2 separate regions of the Homo sapiens genome follow, and region 1 is linked to region 2. A link is an interaction called in ENCODE POLR2A ChIA-PET data of the cell type or tissue named here. Cell type or tissue: CD4-positive, alpha-beta T cell. All regions are shown on one strand. Region 1 overlaps STIM1 (stromal interaction molecule 1). Region 2 overlaps STIM1 (stromal interaction molecule 1).

What was found. Peaks named below come from ENCODE experiments on the same cell type or tissue, not always from the same donor. Only the 100,000 strongest peaks of a DNase experiment are listed, where the experiment ranks them.
Region 1: POLR2A ChIA-PET joins it to region 2 with 7 read pairs; 5 of 35 experiments call an interaction of 5 or more read pairs at or near these places.

What each region holds. Positions count from the first base shown.
Region 1 is chr11:4,004,583-4,009,582 of GRCh38, reverse strand. All of the region lies in intron 2 of STIM1 (stromal interaction molecule 1), which reads right to left. Among named protein-coding and RNA genes, the nearest start is that of RRM1, 88 kb to the left of the region's middle. In CD4-positive, alpha-beta T cell, no CTCF peak of the experiment used is centred here; a DNase peak (open chromatin) is centred at 2,072.
Region 2 is chr11:3,939,823-3,944,822 of GRCh38, reverse strand. The region is part of intron 1 of STIM1 (stromal interaction molecule 1); the gene reads right to left. Among named protein-coding and RNA genes, the nearest start is that of PPIAP40, 49 kb to the right of the region's middle. RefSeq lists an enhancer at 1,763-1,892. In CD4-positive, alpha-beta T cell, a CTCF peak has its summit at 2,239 (motif pointing left); DNase peaks (open chromatin) are centred at 1,982 and 2,232; H3K27ac peaks cover 3,139 bases.

The sequences.
Region 1 (5,000 bases), 65 kb before region 2:
AAGCTGGAGTGCAGTGGCATGATCTCAGCTCACTGCAACCTCTGCCCGCCGGGTTCAAGCAATTCTCCTGCCTCAGCCTCCTGAGTAGCTGGGATTACAGGCGCCCACCATCATGCTAATTTTTGTGTTTTTAGTGGAGGCAGGGTTTCAGCATGTTGGCCAGGCTAGTCTCGAACTCCTGATCTCAAGTGATCTGCCTGCCTCGGCCTCCCAAAGTGCTGGGATTACAGGCGTGAGCCACCACACCCGGCCACAAATTAATTTTAAAATGCAACTTTTTTTTTTTTTTTGAGACACTCTTTCCCTGTTGCACAGGCTGGAGTGCAGTGGCGCGATCGCAGCTCACTGCAAGCTCCGCCTCCTGAGTTCACGCCATTCTCCTGCCTCAGCCTTCCAAGTAGCTGGGACTACAGGGGCCTGCCACCACACCCGGCTAATTTTTTTTTTTAATTTTTAGTAGAGACGCGGTTTCACTGTGTTAGCCAGAATGGTCTCGATCTCCTGACCTCGTGATCTGCCCGCCTCGGCCTCCCAAAGTGCTGGGATTACAGGCGTGAGCCACCGCACCCAGCCAAAATGCAACTTTTTATGAAGATGTTTTTATTAACCTTTTACTTAAACTTAAGGAAAAAATCAATTCTCCATATCAAAGAATAAATATATACAGCAGCTCCTCAAATAACACCATTTCTTTCAATGTCATTTCTTTATAACGTCAATGAAAAAAAAATCAATTCCTGGCTGGGGCTACTGTCTGTGTGAAGTTTCCATGCTCTCCCCATGTGTGCATGGGTTTTCTGTGCATTCTCTGATTTCCTCCCACATCCCAAAGATGTACATTTTAGGTGAACTGGCATGTCTCCATGGTCCTAGCCTGAGTGAGTGTGGGTGTGTGAGTGTGCCATGCAATGAAATGGCGTCCTATCCAGAGTTGGTGCCCACCTTGCACCCTGAGCTGCTAGCATAAACTCTGGACACTCTCAACCCTAAACTGAAATAAGTAGGTAAATAATTATAAATAATTATCTTACTTGTTTTTATTAATCTTTCTTAAATGTATATACAGCTCACATTTATTTCAGTGTTTCATATTGTAAGTGTTTTGGTCTTTATTTGTAAGTTTGGTGATGTTTTTGTGACCAGAAATATGCCATAGGAACTTAACCCTTGTTTATAACAAATTAGCCTCTGTTAAAATTGGTTTCATTATATGTCATTCACTTATGACATATGATGGGGATACATTCTAAGAAATGCATCATGTGTCAACATCATAGAGTATGCTAGATGTGTATAGCCTACTACACACCTAGGTTATATGAAATAGCCTATTGCTCCTAGGCTACAAACTTGTACAACATGTTACTGTACTCAATATTGTAGGGAGTTGTAACACAGTAGTAAGTATTTGTGTACCTAAACATATCCAAACATAAAAAAGATATAGTAAAATATATTATAATCTTATGGAACCACATTGCATATGTGGCCCACTGTTGACTGAATGTCCTTATGTGGCCTATGACTATATATAAAATATGTATAATTCATATTATATATGAGTATGAATATATATATGTTATACAATTTGGGGTATCTTAAAGGTTGGGGAGTTGGTGCTAAAGGAGCTATGGAGGTCTCAATCCCCTATCTCTTAGAACTGCTCTTGGAGTACATGACTACATGGCAACAGTCTGCCAGAGCTGCTCCTTCTGAAGAGGTGTGGGCTCTCCATTTTCCCACAGCTCTCACCACTCACAGACTTATGCACATGCATTTATACAGCCCACATTACTCACTTACAATGCCCTCTGACCCTTCAGGGGCACAGTTTGTAATTCCTGTTGTACACTAAAGTACTGAGTTTGAAAGCACAATTCAGATATTAATTGAGATTATTATTGGAAGGAGAGTGAGATAAGGACAGGAAAGTAACAGAAAAAGATTCTTGATCAAAGGTGACTTCTTCTGTGCTCCCATAGTGCCTATGAATACCTTTATCAGTCTTATTAGATGTCTATCTCCCCTGCCAAACCATATACCCTCAACGGAAGTTCCCAGTTACCCAGCCACAAGCTGGGTACTAGCACCCAAGAATATTATATTGAGCTGTAACTTTGATGTTCAATATACTTGAAGTAGGCATTACCACATCTTACTTTGAACACTGTCCCACATCCAGCTAATAGCTAAAGTCTGATTTAAGACAAAGTTTAAAAGTAACGAAAGGTGATAACAAAGCTAAACAGGCAGCTTTTGGATCCCACCAAAGGGATTTACTATTTCAGACTTAGAACAAGCAGCTCTTCTCTCAGGAATACCTAAGGAGGCTCCCCAAGAGTCCTGCCTTACCATGGGGAATGCAACATTGGCTAGAACTATACAGCTCAATAGTTCTACAAAGAGCCAAGCTACCAGCTGTCAGTAAGTATATTTAGTTCCATGCGCCCAGAAAAATGATCTCCCAGGAGGTGGCACATGGCATAAACCCATCCCAAGTGTCAAGCAGTAGTGAAGTAGTGAGAGTGGGAGCAGAGAAGAGGGGAGACATCTCTCTATAATTTCTACAAAATAGGCCCAGCCAGCTTGATCCACCAGAGAAGAGAATTCACTGACATAAAGCCAGAAGAAGAGCAGCACACCTTTGGGTACAGCAATCTGGATGGCTTTCCTGGGTTCTTCCTTAGAATCAATAACACTTCCCTCCCCTTTCCAACCTTGTTCCCTACTACTTACCTTCCATATTTCCCAAACCAAATTGTCCCACCTCCATTCCCACTTTCTCTGCTGCTCTCCAACCCCCATCCAGCCCACAATATTTAGAACCCTACATTAGTCCATTATTACATTGCTATAAAGAAATACCTGTGGCTGGGCACAGTGGCTCACACCTGTAATCCCAGCACTTTGGGAACCAGAGGTGGGCAGATCACTTGAGGTCAGGAATTCAAGACCAGCCTGGCCAACATGGTCAAATCCCGTCTCTACTAAAAATATAAAAAATAGCTGCCATCATGGCTTGTGCCTGTAATCCCAGCTACCTGGGAGGGTGAGGAAGGAGAATCGCTTGAACCCAGGAAACAGAAGTTGCAGGGAGCCGAGATTGTGCCACTGCACTCCAGCCTGGGCAACAGCATGAGACTCCGCCAAAGAAAATTTTAAAAAGAAAGAAAAAAAGAAATACCTGAGACTGGGTAATTTATAAGAAAAGAGGTTTAATTGGCTCACCATTCCGCAGGCTGTACAGGAAGCATAGCAGCTTCTGCTTCTGGGGAGGCCTTGGGAAACTTACAATCAAGGCAGAAGGTGAAAGGGAAACAGACACACCATACACAGCCAGAGCAGGAGGAAGAAAGAGCAAAGGGGGAGGTGCTACCACACTTCTAAATGACCAGATCTCATGAGAACTCACTCACTATTCAATACTGAGAGGGGATGGTGTTAAACAATTCATGAGAACATCACCCCGATAATCCAATCACTCCTAACAGCCCCACCTCCAGCACTGGGGATTACAATTCAACACGAGATTTGGTGGGGACACAGAACCAAGCCATATCAAACCCATAAGTCACATGTTCCAGATCTGAAAAGTTTACCAACTCTTATTTACCTCTTGAACATCTAGCAAGGAAGCATACCATATTTCAGGTACAATAGCTCTAAATGTCATTTACAGAGTTCTAGGACATGTACGTTTCATGAGTGAAATATCTGTTTCCACTGAGATCAGAAGCTGTTGCTCAAGGCAGGGATACAGCAGTCATTTCTCACTTATCTTTGTACGTCTAGTCTCTTTTCTGTCAGTCTATCTACCATATTAGACACTAGAATAATCTTTTTTATTATTATTATTATACTTTAAGTTTTAGGGTACATGTGCACAATGTGCCGGTTAGTTATATATGTATACATGTGCCATGCTGGTGTGCTGCACCCATTAACTCGTCATTTAGCATTAGGTATATCTCCTAAAGCTATCGCTCCCCCCTCCCCCCACCCCACAACAGTCCCCAGAGTGTGATGTTCCCCTTCCTGTGTCATGTGTTCTCATTGTTCAATTCCCACCTATGAGTGAGAACATGCGGTGTTTGGTTTTTTGTCCTTGCGATAGTTTACTGAGAATGATGATTTCCAATTTCATCCATGTCCCTACAAAGGAGATGAACTCATCTTTTATGGCTGCATAGTATGCCATGGTGTATATGTGCCACATTTTCTTAATCCAGTCTATCATTGTTGGACATTTGGGTTGGTTCCAAGTCTTTGCTATTGTGAATACTGCCACAATAAACATACGCGTGCATGTGTCTTTATAGCAGCATGATTTATAGTCCTTTGGGTGTATACCTAGTAATGGGATGGCTGGGTCAAATGGTATTTCTAGTTCTAGATCCCTGAGGAGTCGCCACACTGACTTCCACAATGGTTGAACTAGTTTACAGTCCCACCAACAGTGTAAAAGTGTTCCTATTATTCCACATCCTCTCCAGCACCTGTTGTTTCCTGACTTTTTAATGATTGCCATTCTAACTGGTGTGAGATGCTATCTCATTGTGGCTTTGATTTGCATTTCTCTGATGACCAGTGATGATGAGCATTTTCTCATGTGTTTTTTGGCTGCATAAATGTCTTCTTTTGAGAAGTGTCTGTTCATATCCTTTGCCCACTTTTTGATGGGGCTGTTTTTTTCTTGTAAGTTTGTTTAAGTTCATTGTAGATTCTGGATATTAGCCCTTTGTCAGATGAGTAGGTTGCGAAAATTTTCTCCCATTTTGTCAGTTGCCTGTTCACTCTGATGGTAGTTTCTTTTGCTGTGCAGAAGCTCTTTAGTTTAATTAGATCCCATTTGTCAATTTTGGCTTTTGTTGCCATTGCTTTTGGTGTTTTAGACATGAAGTCCTTGCCCATGCCTATGTCCTGAATGGTAATGCCTAGGTTTTCTTCTAGGGTTTTTATGGTTTTAGGTCTAACGTTTAAGTCTTTAATCCATCTTGAAT
Region 2 (5,000 bases):
GATGACCAGAGTCACTACACTCCTGCTCTGATTAGGGTACCATCACCTCTACTGTGCAGAGCTCTGTCATCCAACAGCTCACCGATGCTCACTACAATTCAAGGAGTCAGGCAGAGCAGAGATTCCTGATCCCACTTGACAAATGAGGCCCACATGGCGGCAGTGATTTGTCCTAGGTGGCACAGTGAGTTGGTGACAGAAGAAAGTCTCTTACTTAAATTGTGCTCTTTCTACTAGACTACTCTGTCACAAAAGGAAAATCCAAAACATAGTATTGATGAAGAGTTAAAAACTGTAGATTTCTCTGACCATTCTCTTTTCAACTTACCATCACTCCCATCCCACTTCCCCCTCCACTCCCACTACACAGGCACAGAGAGTTCTGGCTGCTTAAATATACTCATGCTCCCTCCCTTGGTGCCTCCAGAGGCCAGTGATTCAATCAGCGAGTTAATCAGGCACAAAACCTTGGCTGCCATGAGAAGCCATGTCCTCAGGGAAACATTCCCCTCCATCAGCTCATCCACAGCATACAAATCTTTAAATGGCAATTAAAGAATTGAGAAGAATGCTGAAAAGCCAGGGGAAACACCCTGTAAAAGGAAAACATTTCACATTATCTCACGTCTGCATAGAAGACATAGAATTTGGCCCCAGCCTAAGGCCCCTTCCTCTAAACAACTCAGTTGGGGTCTTAAGTTCCTAAAAAAGAGAGAAAATGTGCTAAAAATCCATCATTAACTCATTAACTAATTCATCTGTTCATTCACTATTGATGTCTATTCTGTACATAACCTATGTTAGGTGGTAGAGCCACACAACTTAAAAAAAAAATCTCTGCCTTCAAGAAGTTTACTTTCTAGCTTGTACTTCAATATAGATGAAGATATCCTTTGACTAATACATTTGCTTCTGTCACTTATGTGAATCTGTGTATATACGTGATAATTTGTTTTCTTTAAGTCATAGTGATATGACTGTGTAAGATATGCAAAGGAAAAATGAAAGGAAAGTTGTCTTTGTTCCTTAGTATGATTTTCCATCTATTCTAGGATAATTTTTTGTTTGGTTGGTTTTTGTGTTTTGCAGAGACAGAGTCTCTCCTGTTGCCCAGGCTAGCCTCAAACTCCTGGGCTCAAGTGATCCTCCCACCTCGGCCTCCCAACATGCTGGGGTTACAGGCGTGAGCCACTGCACCCGACCTAGAAGATGTTTTTTTTAACTGTGAACTGGACTGTGGCTCTCTTGGAAAAACCTATATTGAGCAATAATCTTTTTTTATTAAAGCACAATAGCTTTACCAGAAGAAAAAACAAAAAAAGTTTACCAGCTTACAGTCTTTATTGTCTGGTGAAGAAGACAGGTAATTAAGAGGCATTGCATGGAGGTAAGAATAGGTATGGTGTGTCATCAAGTTACCAGCCAAACCAGGACTTCAACCCAGTTTCTCTATTCCAGTTAACGATGCAGAAAAGCACTCCTTAAATGGCCATGTAATATTTAGATAGCATGTGGCAATCTTATCATGTGAGTAGTCCCCATTTTCTACTAGGAAATATCTACAATCACAGGATATACCAGGTTCTGTGGAAGCAAGTTGACTAATTCTTTCCTAGGAGTCAAGGAAAGGCTTCCCAAAGAAGATGCCCTCAGAGCTTGGCCTTAGGAAATACAAAACATCTAGATGGCAGAAGGCTGAGCATGCACAGACACAGCTGGCAAGCTCTCTAAGAGCAGACTAGAGGGTCCCAGGCTCCTAGCAGAAGAGTTGCCTTGGGGTAAAAGAAATGATATAACCCTGGTTGCTTTAACAATGATAACATCCTTCTGGGGTGTCTGTTCCAGGCAAAGTCCATCTAACTCTGTAAAGAACCTAACTACTCTGCACTCAAAAAGCTCTAAGCATTAGCTTGAGACTCTACAAGAGGTTTCTCTACCTTGCTCTCAAACACTTACTTCCTGCCTTGCACACTAGCCCCCAAAGCAACCAGGAACACATTACCTCATAAAGAGGTCTGCTGGTACCACAAATGGCCTTAAGACATGAGACTTAAAGCCAGCCAAAATGAGAAATGATCCAGTTCAAATGCAAACTTTGGAGGTTTTAACCTTCAGCTGGCCAAAGATAAAGATAAAAGTCCTTTAATGCTGTATAAACAGAGAGCAAAGCAAACAACCCATACGAAACCACAGTTCATTGAGAGGAAATCCAAAATCCAGTAGTCCCTGCCACCTACCGGTCCATCACCAAACCCATGTTCCAGCTAGGCCCACTCTAGGCCCACAGCACAGGCAGCACTACAAAGAAGGATAGGGTAGGTTCTCAGGAACTCTCCTGAGGCACATCCAAATGGAAGAGGGCAACTGTCTATGGTTCCTTCCCACCCTCAACACTACCCCAAATGCCAGATCAGCCTGGCCCTTATGGGACTTACAAGTTTACAAGGAAGCTGAAAATGTGTCATCCAGGCACCTCAGACCACTCTGCCCAGGAAATGGAGGCTATGCATAGTGAGACTGCCTGCTATAAGTGGTCTAGGTATTATATGGCCATTAGTGCTTCTCTGCACAGCTCATTGGAGTAGACAGACCAGGTTGAAGTCCTGGTTTGGCTACTAACTCGATCACACACCATATCCATTCTTACCTCCATGCAGTGCTCACCAATGATCAAATTCTACCCTACCTTCAAACCCAATCCAAGTACTGCCTCCTCTAATGAGATCTTCCTGCCTTTTACAGTCATCAGTGATCACTCTATTTTTATTTGAACATTTTTTAATTGAGATGTAATTAAAGCCTATTTTTGATCATTTTATATACTCAAAAATATGTACAGACAGGACTTGGTGGCTCCTGACTATAATCCCAGAACTTTCGGAGGCAGAGGCAGGAGGGCTGCTTGACTCCAGGAGTTCAAGACCAGTCTGTACAACAACATAAGACCCTCTCTCTACAAAAATAAAAAATTAGCTGGGTGTGATGGTTCATACCTGTAGTCCCAGGTACTCAGGAGGCTGAGGTGGGAGGATTGCTTTAGCCCAGGAGGTCAAGACTGCAGTGAGCCATGATCATACCATTGCACTCTAGCCTGGGCAACACAGTGACACTGAGACACACACACACTCTCTCTCTCTCTCTCTCTCTCTATATATATATATATATATATGTATACACACACACTATCTCTCTATATATATATATGTATACACACACACACACACACACACACACACATATATATGCTTCTTCTATGGCAATACTATTTGCTACAACACTGCTGCATTCCTTTCACCAGAACTCACGTTATTTGACAAGGCTGCCCAAGTCCTACACATCTACTGCTTAACCCTACCAAGAATTACTTTCAAATATAACAAATGTTTTGTACTGTTAGGTGATTTAACATGGACACACCCTATCTCAAGAGCCCATTGCCAACTCTCTTTCCTCTAATTCATCCTGCACCTCCCAGTCAGATCTGTTTTGTTTAATATCACTTTATGCAGGCCTCACCTTGCTTACCACTTTCATGGATCTTCATTACCTACAGCAGAAGTCTTCGAACTGTAGATATCAATCCCTCAGTCAGTGGACCATTTTTGTTCTGTTTAATTATCAGAGTTCATTAGTAGAGGCATGTACTCTTTTGTAAAAGTTTTGTTTCATTTAAATAATAACAATAAAAATTATAGCACCTCACATGTGTCAGGTACTATTCTAAGCACTTTATATTTGTTACCTCATTCATCCTCACAACAACCCTATGAGGTATCATTATCAACATCTCCATTTCTCAGCTCAAGAAACTGAGGCACAGAGAAGTAAACTAAGTGGTGGCATATAGAGACAGGCAGTCTGGCTCTAGAGTCCAAGCTCTTAGCTACTACACTACACTGAAGAGTACAAGAAAGGCCTTTCTATAAATATAAATATATGCATATGGCATAAAAACACTTCCTATAAAAACATCTCTTTTAAATAAAGTCCAAACTTCTCTGTTTCTTTAATTTTACTCCACTGCTTCTTCCATGTATCCTCCACTCCCCCTAGATTGACATTCTCTGTGGGACCTGTTCCTTCATTCATGGCTTGCCATCCCCCCTTTTCTCTTTCTCCAAATGCTAACCAACCTTTCCAGTTTAGGTCCTCCAGGATGGCTCCTTGAAAGGGTCGTAGGGGAGGCAGTCAGTGCATGGGGGTATGCTGCTTCCCAATAGTTCGATGCCTACCATGATGCATCAGCCACTATGTTGGTGCTTTACACACATCACCTCATTATTCCTCACAACCCTGTGAGTCTGCTGTTATTATCCCCATTTTACAGAAAAGGAAAAAGTAGTTCAGAGAATTATGTTAACTTGCCAATGGCCTACAGTTCTAAAGCATACACTCTTTCTGCTATACCTTCTCAGCCCCTTATGATCTATTCCCCACATTTAAATATTTACATGTATACAATTTGATTTTGCATTTTATTTAAACTGCCTCAAACTATTTTCCCATTTATGTATGTGTCTTATCTCCCCAACTGGACCCTGAGTGAGCCCCTCTCCTCCCCTCACACCAACGGCTTCCTCTGTAGCACCTAACAGAGCTAGGCATTCAAGAGTTTTGGCCAAACCAAATTGGTAAGTCTGGGCTCACTAGAAGACGGAACTGTTGTGTTCTGGGTAAAGCTACTAAATAGCTGTGCTTTAACCATACAAAACCATGAATTAATTTCTTCTGGAGTTAAGGAAAAAGGTCTCTTAACCAAGAAAATCACATAGTGAAGTCTATGAGTCACTCTTGTCAGCAATGATATGAAGATCCCAGAAAACAAGTAACAAAAAAAGATTTACAGTGGGTGGAGTGTTTTTTCCCTTCCCACTCCTTAGGGAACACAACTGGAATGATGATCTCTAACGAGTGCACACAGCTTCAGCTACAGAACAAGGGAATCCCAAAGAGAAGGTCAACCAAAAACAGCCAACCCAAAAGGTGCTCAGAGAAAGCCC